Linked DNA regions of Homo sapiens: region 1 is linked to region 2. A link is an interaction called in ENCODE POLR2A ChIA-PET data of the cell type or tissue named here. Cell type or tissue: HepG2. All regions are shown on one strand. Each heading gives the region's core, and the rest is flanking DNA. Links, peaks and the distances in the headings are about the cores only.

Region 1 (4,391 bases), core at 290-4,289, 410 kb before region 2:
GAAATCAACTTATGTTCCTGCATACCTACACAGTTCTAAAGGGGTCTCTTTGCTACAGCAACAAGGCCTTTACCCACATGCCTACTGGAATGGCATTTCCTCCTCACACACATATTTTCTAGGCAAAATTGAGAAGGCATGAAATTGCTTAGTCTAATTTCTCTGTTCCTCTCTCTCTCTTTTGCTTTATCTCTCACAGTTTCCCATCCATCCATCCATCCATCCATCCATCCATCCATCCATCCATCCAACTGTTCATCCATCCAACCATCCATCCATCCGTCTGTCCATCCTGTCCTTATCCAGGACCTAGCACAATGCCTGCCACAGTAGGTGCCTAGTGCCTCGTTGTGGAATGAATGGAAGTCAGACCATGGGTAGGAATGCCTGGAAATCAGGGCCAATTTAAGAACCGTATTGACCCTAATCCCTGAAGTTTATAAGGCTTCTCATTCATCCCACATATAATTCAAAGTAAAAATTAACACTAAACTACAAAATACATGTAAGCAGAGCAAAAATCTTTTTTTTCCTCATTATTACTGGAATGCTCTTTTGAAAATAATAAGCTATTTCCAGAAAAAAATTATGTCTTCCTTTTCTAGTACTTGTGGCAGATGCTACCAATCATCTATTTCAGGAGTTGGCAAATTTTTTTTGTAAAAGGCCAGAGAGTAAGTGTTTCAGATTCTGTGGGCCATATAGTCTCTGTCGAAAGTACTCAACACTGCTATTGTAGTATTGTAAACAAATGGATACAGCTGCATTTCAATAAAACTTTATTTATAAAAATGGAGGAATGGACAGAAGTTGGTTAATGGGTACGAAAATACAGTTTTAGATAGAAGGACTAAGTTCTAGTATTTGATAGTACAGTAGAAGAATTATAGTTAACAATAACTTATTGTATATTTCAAAATAGCTAGAAGAGAAGAACTGTAATGCTCCTAACACAAAAGATAAATGTTTGAGGTAATGGGTATCCCAATTACCCTGATTTAATCATTATACATTATATACATGTATCAAAATATCACATGTACTCAAAAAATACAATTATGATATATCAATAATTTTTTAAACATTAAACAAGTAGTGGACCAGATTTGGTTCACTGGTTGTAGTTTGCAGACCTCTGGTTTACTCTATATTAAATTATTCTTCTTGGCCGGGCATGGTGGCTCACGCCTGTAATCCCAGCACTTTGGGAGGCTGAGGTGGGCGGATCACTTGAGGCCAGGAGTTTGAGACCTGCCTGGCCAACATGGTGAAATCCAGTCTCTATTAAAAATACAAAAATTAGCTCAGCGTGGTGGTGCATGTCTGTAGTCCTAGCTACTCGGGGGGCTGACATATGAGAATTGCTTGAGCCTAGGAGGCAGAGGTTGTAGTGAGCTGAGATTGTGCCACTGTACTCCAGCTTGGGCAACAGAGTGAGACTCTGTCTCAAAATAAATAAATAAATAAATAAATAAATAAATAAATAAATTCTTCTTTCTTACTAACATTACCCATATTTTGTTTGTAAGTCAACATGTCAACATGTTTCACCTCAAACTGGTTACTTGCAGCTAGAGGTGACCATGTGACATAATTTTGGCCAATGAGTAGTAAGCTGAGGATTTCTGGGAAAGTTTTTGCTTTTTGCGATAGGTATAGACTTATTTGCTGTTTTTTTTTTTTTTTTTTTTTTTCCCCTCCTTTGTTCTGCCTATAATGTGGAACTGATGTCTGGAAAGGCGGCAGCCATCTTGTGGCCATGAGGCAAAAGCTACGAAGAGGAAAACTAAGGATGGCAGAACTAAGGATGGCAGGACAGCTGGGAGCTGTCCTGAGTCCTTTAGAGCTTGGCTAAGCTGCCCTCTCAGCTCTGGGCTGCCTAAGCCTTACTGTAGGAGATGAATAACCCCTATCAGTTTAAACCGCTCCAGGATGGTATTCTGGTTTTGGCTGTGGAGGAAAGTCCTAATGTAAACAGTGCTCTATTGAGCAATTCAGTGTTGCTGGAACTCATGTTGAAGGTTCCAGGAAGGCTCGGGACTGCGTAGTTTCTGGGTCTGGGGCAGCAATGTGGAGGATTCACTTGTCAGGGAGTGAACCCATGCTGATGAGCTAAAGGTGGGGTGGAGAATTCCAAAGGCAGGGCCCACTTGCCAGACAAGGATTGGGAGTGGGAGAGTCAGAACAAGGACAAACAAATCCCAAAGCATGAGATGTGTGGCCAGAAACGGGGGGAGGGGATTCTTCAGGCAAGAACGGGAAATAGGCAGGGGATTGGCACGGAGCTGGCTCCGCTTTCACAATGACACTTACGAGGCGTCACCTTGCATTCCTGGTCTGGCTCCTGGGCAGTGGCTGACTTTGGACGGTGTTGGCCTTTTTGGATCTGTTGAGATGTAGAGTAGTGATATGGTCTGGCTCTGTGTCCCCACCCAAATCCTGTGTTGAACTGTAATCCCCAGTGTTGGAGGTGGGGCCTGGAGGGAGGTGATCGGATCACAGGGATGGTTTCAGATGGTTTAGCATCATCTCCCTAGTGCTGTCTCATGACAGAGTTCTCCCAAGATCTGGTTGTTTAAAAGTGTGTAGCACCTTCTGCTTTGCTCTCTTCCTCCCTCTCCAGCCATGTGAGACGTGACTGATTTCTCTTTACCTTCTGCCATGATTGTAAGTTTCCTGAGGCCTCCCCAGCCATGCTTCCTGTACAGCCTGCAGAGCTGCGAGTCAGTTAAACCTCTTTTTTAAATAAATTACCCAGTCTCAGGTAGTTCTTTGTAGCAGTGTGAGAATGGACTAATACAAGTAGTAAAAAGCATTACTTCACAAAACTCCCGAAATATGCATCTGATTAATCTCTGAGCAGGAGTGATGTTTCCCCAGTCCTAATCCATTGGGAGTAATGGTGTCTGCCCCTCTTGGTGGAGGGTGTGTTACCAGCAGCTAACATTTATTGGAGATTGGCTTCATACCAGGTGGTTTATATACAACATGTTAGTCCTCACAACAATGCTGTGAGGTAGAGTCCACCATCATATTCTTATTTTCCAGAGGGAGAAATTGAGACACAGAGATGTTAAGTCTTTGGTTCAAGGCCACCCATGAGGAGGTAAGAGCTGGATTTGAACCCAGGCTAGTTTGACTTCTGAGCAGAAGTTTATCCTGTTGCATGAGCTCACCTTACTCCCAGAGAGTTTTCCAATTGGTCTTCTAGGTCCTTGGGCCTATGGAGTGACCCTGGCCTTGCTGCTCTCCGTCCTGCTGTTGAAGGGCAGATACGTGCCTAGGGTTGGATTGCACCAGTCCCAGGGTTCTTTCCATGCTGGTACTTGAGAACCCTCTGACTGATCCATTATCTGGTCTTTGTCTGTAGCTTTTCCACCCATTAGTTTTATCTCCCACCTAACTGTAAGCTCCGTGGTAGTAGAGAGGATGTCTAGGGATCATGATAGCTAATAGTTATTGGGCACTTGCTGTGTGCTCTGCCCTGGCCTCAACACTGCATGGATTAATTCCTCTAATCCCCATGATACCTCTGTGAATTGGGCATTCTTATTCCATTTTACAGAAGAGGAAACTGAGGTCTGGAGAGGTTAAGTTAACTTGCCTAAGGTCATAGGGGCTGACAAATGGCAGAGCTGGGATTTGAACCCCAGGCCGACTGATTTACTCCCTTAACTATTCATGTTATTCTGCCTCTCCTTGTGTATATAGCACTTTGTGGTTTACAAAGCATTTTCACCCACATTTAAAAAGGCTCTCAGAACATCAGGGCTTCAAAATACCTTAGAGATTGCCCACTCCTCCTCATTTTACAGAGAATGAATAGGTCAAGAGAGGAATGAGTTGCTCAGGGTCACACAGTTTATGAAAGGGTGAGACAGGACTGGAACCCCACTCTCCTAACTGTTCATAGATAGCCCTGCCAGACCCCAGGCTCCTTCCCTGCCCTGTGAGCTCTCTAAGCACTGGGGCTGCATCATAGGCATCCTTAGGCCTCTGGCCCCTAGCACAGTACCTTGCACACAATAGGTGCTCAGGAAGTGTGCACTGAATGGATATGAGCCCAGGGCTCACGTCATTATTAGACACACCACTCCATTCCAGTACATCTTTGGTATGTCTCATGGCATGGGGCACAATGGCCGGCATATAGTCGGTGTACTGTGTTGAATAGTATCCCCCACAAATTCATACCCAGAACCCCAGAATATATGACCTCACTTGGAAATAGGATTATTGCAGCTGTATTGAGTTAAAATGGGTTCATACTGGATTAAGGTGGGCCCTCAGTCCTATGACTTGTGTCCTTGTAAGGAGAGGGAGATTTGGTGATGCAGAGACGCAGAGTGGGCACACATGGCTGAAAGGCCTCGTTAAGATGGAGGCAGAAG
Region 2 (4,391 bases), core at 141-4,140:
CTTCCCAGCTGGCCTTCTACACCTTGCAGTTCGGCTGTGCCCTGCCCTTCTGCACCTCCATGCCTTTCGGCAGACCTTCTCCACCCCCGGCAGCGCCCTTCGGAGTCCTCTGTTCCCCATCAATGTCCACGTGTCCCTCAAGATCCAGCCAAAGCGTGGTGCAGGGGAGGGTCTCCTTAGTTCTGCCTCCACCCCGTCTCCCCTGCCCCCGACACACACAAAGACCACCCCTCCCACTGTTGTCCCCTCGCAGAATCTGTGTTCTTGCTTCTGGTGCAGTATTTTTTTTCCTCTGCTGTCTCAACTCCCTCAGAGAATGAACCATGGCTATACATCCAGAATAATCCATGGCTCTCCGGGCCTGGCATCATAATTGCATTGTGTCTTTCTCTCTTGCCATGGCACAAGCTTCTGAAGGACAGGAATGTATCTTCATCCTCCAGACCTCCAGGCCTGAGGGCAGGGCCTAGTCCCCAACAGCGCTAAATACATTTTCCCTAGCTGAGCCACTGAGGACGGGTGATCCTTGACTGCATGAGTGAGGAGTCTTTGGGCCTGTGGCTGCTGTGCAGCCTTGGGCAAGCACCTGAGTCTCTCTGTGCCCATTTCCGTTTCCTTACGTCTGGGGAGTAAGATCTGCTGCTTGCTCATAAACATTTAGCTATCCTTTTCCTCCCTTTCCTCAGAGCCCAGGCCCTCTCGGAAGGGCTCAGACACTTGTATTTTATGTGTATCCAGCGCCTTTAGAAAATTCTCCTCTTTGGGTTTACTAAACCCTTCTGCAATGGCTTTATTCACACTCAGAGGAGAACTGGCTGGATCACGGAGGCACTGCTGATGGAGCCTGGGCGCCCCCATTGCATACCCATGTGAGTTCTCTTGTCCTCTTGTCAGTCAAGGGCTCCAGCTCTTAAGCAAGCGTGATGGACCACAGGAACCCCCAGGCCCTTGGAGGCATCCTGGCCAAGGTCTCCGCACCCTCCAGAAACCCAGCTGGGGGCATCCTGGATGGGGCTCTGCCTCTTCATAGAAACATCAAGCAGGGTTCAGGGCAGCCGACATCATTCTCCTCTTGTGATTCGCTTTTCCCTGGTGCCCCCGCCGACCCACCGCCCCCAGCCTCACCACGAATGTGCTGCCCCTCGCTGAGGTGGAAGTCATCCAGAAGCAAGGCTCTGTGAAGTATCTGGCTGGTGGACGACACCCCCCTGGGAAAACCTGGCCTCCCCCATCGCCTCATTACAGCAAGCTTTCCCACACACTGCCTCCGATTCACAGATCCCAGGAAGCCAGGAAGCCATCCACTTACAATAACGTGACTTATGATTTATGGTTATGATTACCAGGCCTTTTTTTTTCTTTTTCTTTTTTTTCAAAACATCTGATTTAATGGGCAAAATGCTATCCAGAGGAGCTGTGGGCCGTAAAAATGCAATAGCAGGAAAAAAAATGCTGCTAATGGCCTCTTCTAGTAACAGACCCTCAGAGATCAGCTCTCAGGGTTGTAACCAAGGCTTCTCAAGAGCTGGTCTGAGAAAGAGACCAGGGCTCAGCCGCAGCCCAGAGGTAACCCCAGAAAGCTGGGCCTCCTTTAAGACTTGTCTCTGCCTCCCCACCTTCCGTTTAAGAGGGGCCTTAAAACAGAAAGGCAGTTCCCATCTACTCCTGCTTTCCCTCACCTCCGGGCCTCACCTGGCCACACAGTCAGCGATGAAAGGGAGGGAGGGACCCCGGACTCTGGGGTCAACAACCCCTTGCCAGGCTTCTTGGCTGTTGGGGCACCCAGCAGCTGCTGCCAGAGCTTTCAGACCTGCCTCTTCTCCCGAAATACAGGATCGACAACCCGAACACAAAGGCACTTCCATCTCCTTTAACTCCTCTGAGCAGCCTGGGGTAATGGGAGCCCTGCTGTGTAGGACCCAGGATGCCTGGGTTCAGGTACTTGCTGTGTGACCCTGGGCAAGTCCCTTCACCCTCCAGATTTCCTTCTTCAGAAGATGAGGGAGGTGGTGGACGAGATGATCATCTTAGGGACTTCTGGGTAAACAGGGCAGGCAGGATTATGCCAGTTTTCTCTTCCTTGTGGAAATATAAACTCTAAGAGTGCCGGATTCTGTTTCCCCTTAGCTGTGTGTAATTCACATGTGAATTCTGCAGAGCAGTAATTGGTGGCCTGAACGGGGGACTAAGAATGACTCTGAGACCCCAGCTTAGGTGTGCTTGTCCAGGGCACCTCGGCTTCCCACCCCCCCACACACACAGTAAGCTCCTCCCAACTCTTGCCGGCAGGAAAGACATGTTCCTGGGGCCCACTGCTCCCATCCTCAGATGGGCCAGCAGGGCTAAGCATCCCCAGGATTCCTGCCTCCTGTCTACTCTCAGGAGAAGCAAGCCTAGCCCACTCTGGGACTCAGGCCCCAGGGACGGCCGCCTCCCCTCTGAGAGACTCAGTCCTCAAAGGTTGGGGGTTGACTGCTCCAAGCCCACATCTGGATGGGTCTCTCAAAGCTCTGGCTGCCTCCGGAAGCAGAAAAGCAAACAGGCAGTTTCTAAAAACCAAATATTTTGCTTTCGATGGGTTGAAGGTCAGGATGGATAAACAGACTGGAGAGTTCTCCTACCAAAGGAGGTCACAAGGTGAGAGGCTGACTTCTGGACTGGATGGGGATTTAGCATCCTGCTGCCCCACCTGGACCTACCCGAAAGGGGCAGAAGTGCCCTGAGAGGCTAAAGGGGAGGACAGAATACACCCAAGAGCACACTCCCCTCTCCTCCTCCAACCGCCCTCCAATCCCCCCACTCCCCAGCTCCGAGGCCATCACTGGGCAGGAGAGGCTCAGGCAGTCTTTAGCACAGGCCTCTCTCTTGAGCACCTGTTGATTAGATCCCTGCTCCTGCTCTCCCCGAGCCTCCCTGTGATGTATCAGAAATAAAACTCAACCTCTCCACCCAAACCTGCTCCTCTGTGGGCTCAAGACCAAGCCATGGGGGTCGTCCTAGGCCCCTGCCTCCCCCTTCCTCCCTGCCCTGTAGGCTCTGTCTCCTCGGCCCCCTCAGCCGGTCCCTTCCTCATCATCCTGCTGACCCCACCCCTCTCCTGGCCGCCATCTCCTGAGAGCATCCTGTCTAGGACCCCTCAGTTGTCCCCTGCCTCCAGTGAGGCTCTCTCAGCAATGCAGGGCTGAGGGCAGACCCTCCATGGAGTGCCTGTTTGGAGGAGGGTGAAAATGCAGGTTGGGGGCTGCTGTGGCTGAGAGGACCCAGAGAAGGGCATGAGGCAGGAAGGTGGGCTTGTTCTTCACAGCCATGGTGGGATGAGATTGGAGACAGAGGAACAAGAGGCCTAGGCGGGGGTGGCAGAGGTTAGGGGCCCACCCTGCCAGCCACTGGTGGTGTGCCCACCCAATCAATACCAGTTGCTCCGGAGTGACTCAGGCAGAGCTGCTCTCTGCCCGGAGCCCAGTAGCTCCCAAGCAGTTATTTGCTCACAGCATGTGGGAAGGGATGAGTGGTTAGAATTTATTAAGCCCGTGCAGGGGCTGGCTGAGGACAGGGAGGTGCAGAGAGGTTGCAAAACTTGCCAGCATCAGACAGTAGCGGGTGGAGGCAGGCTTTGAATCCAGGTTTCTCTAACCCTCATTCACTCTATCACATTGGAAGCAGCTACTTAAACTGTGCCTCAGTTTCTTCAGCTTCAAAAATGGGGATGATGATAATTTCACCATCTCAAAGCAGTGATGAGGATCAGAGATGATGCTCGTGTAAGTCAAGGTCAAAAGCGTCAAAGCAAGATGGTCAGTGAGGGTCCTGGGACCTAACTCCAGTCTGTGGGTCCCAAAGTGCTTTACCAGGCACTAAACTTCCTCCTACCATCATCAACACCATCATTGTCCCCATTAATGCAAATATTATACAAGGATAACGGGAGAGTCTGATAAACTGAGATTCCTGCCTCCCAGGCCCTTACGTTCTAGGAGAGTAACAGATCAGAGAGAAAAACTAGAAAGCAGCACCAACCCAAAAATGAGTGTGAAGGGGGGACTGGGCATAGGGGCTTGCCAGGGGTCTGGGCAGGGTGCATACTATGCCTGTAGCTGGGACACTCCAGACCACAGGGCTCAGCTTGGTTTGAGATGATTTCTACCTTGCTCTGTCCTCAGACAGGGAGCTCTGGGGGACATCTGAGGCCTGGTAGCCAGTTTGCAATTTTTACAAAGCACAGAATGAGAAAGGGTGCTGCCTCATCAGGAAGGTGCATTCCAAGAAACAATCTGTTCTTTGTAATAATCATTTTTTTCATGACTGTCTAAAATTCTACTGGTGCATACACCATAATTTAATGTGCTGCAACAAGGAAAATGCTTATGATAGAATAGTAAGGGAAGAGAGTA

What was found. Peaks named below come from ENCODE experiments on the same cell type or tissue, not always from the same donor. Only the 100,000 strongest peaks of a DNase experiment are listed, where the experiment ranks them.
Region 1: POLR2A ChIA-PET joins it to region 2 with 5 read pairs; 2 of 35 experiments call an interaction of 5 or more read pairs at or near these places.

What each region holds. Positions count from the first base shown.
Region 1 is chr11:45,796,841-45,801,231 of GRCh38, reverse strand. No RefSeq gene overlaps it. Among named protein-coding and RNA genes, the nearest start is that of SLC35C1, 6.1 kb to the left of the region's middle. In HepG2, for the core only: no CTCF peak of the experiment used is centred there; a DNase peak (open chromatin) is centred at 1,961; H3K27me3 peaks cover 382 bases.
Region 2 is chr11:45,389,704-45,394,094 of GRCh38, reverse strand. No RefSeq gene overlaps it. Among named protein-coding and RNA genes, the nearest start is that of LINC02687, 21 kb to the right of the region's middle. In HepG2, for the core only: no CTCF peak of the experiment used is centred there; DNase peaks (open chromatin) are centred at 2,554 and 3,504; H3K27me3 peaks cover 453 bases.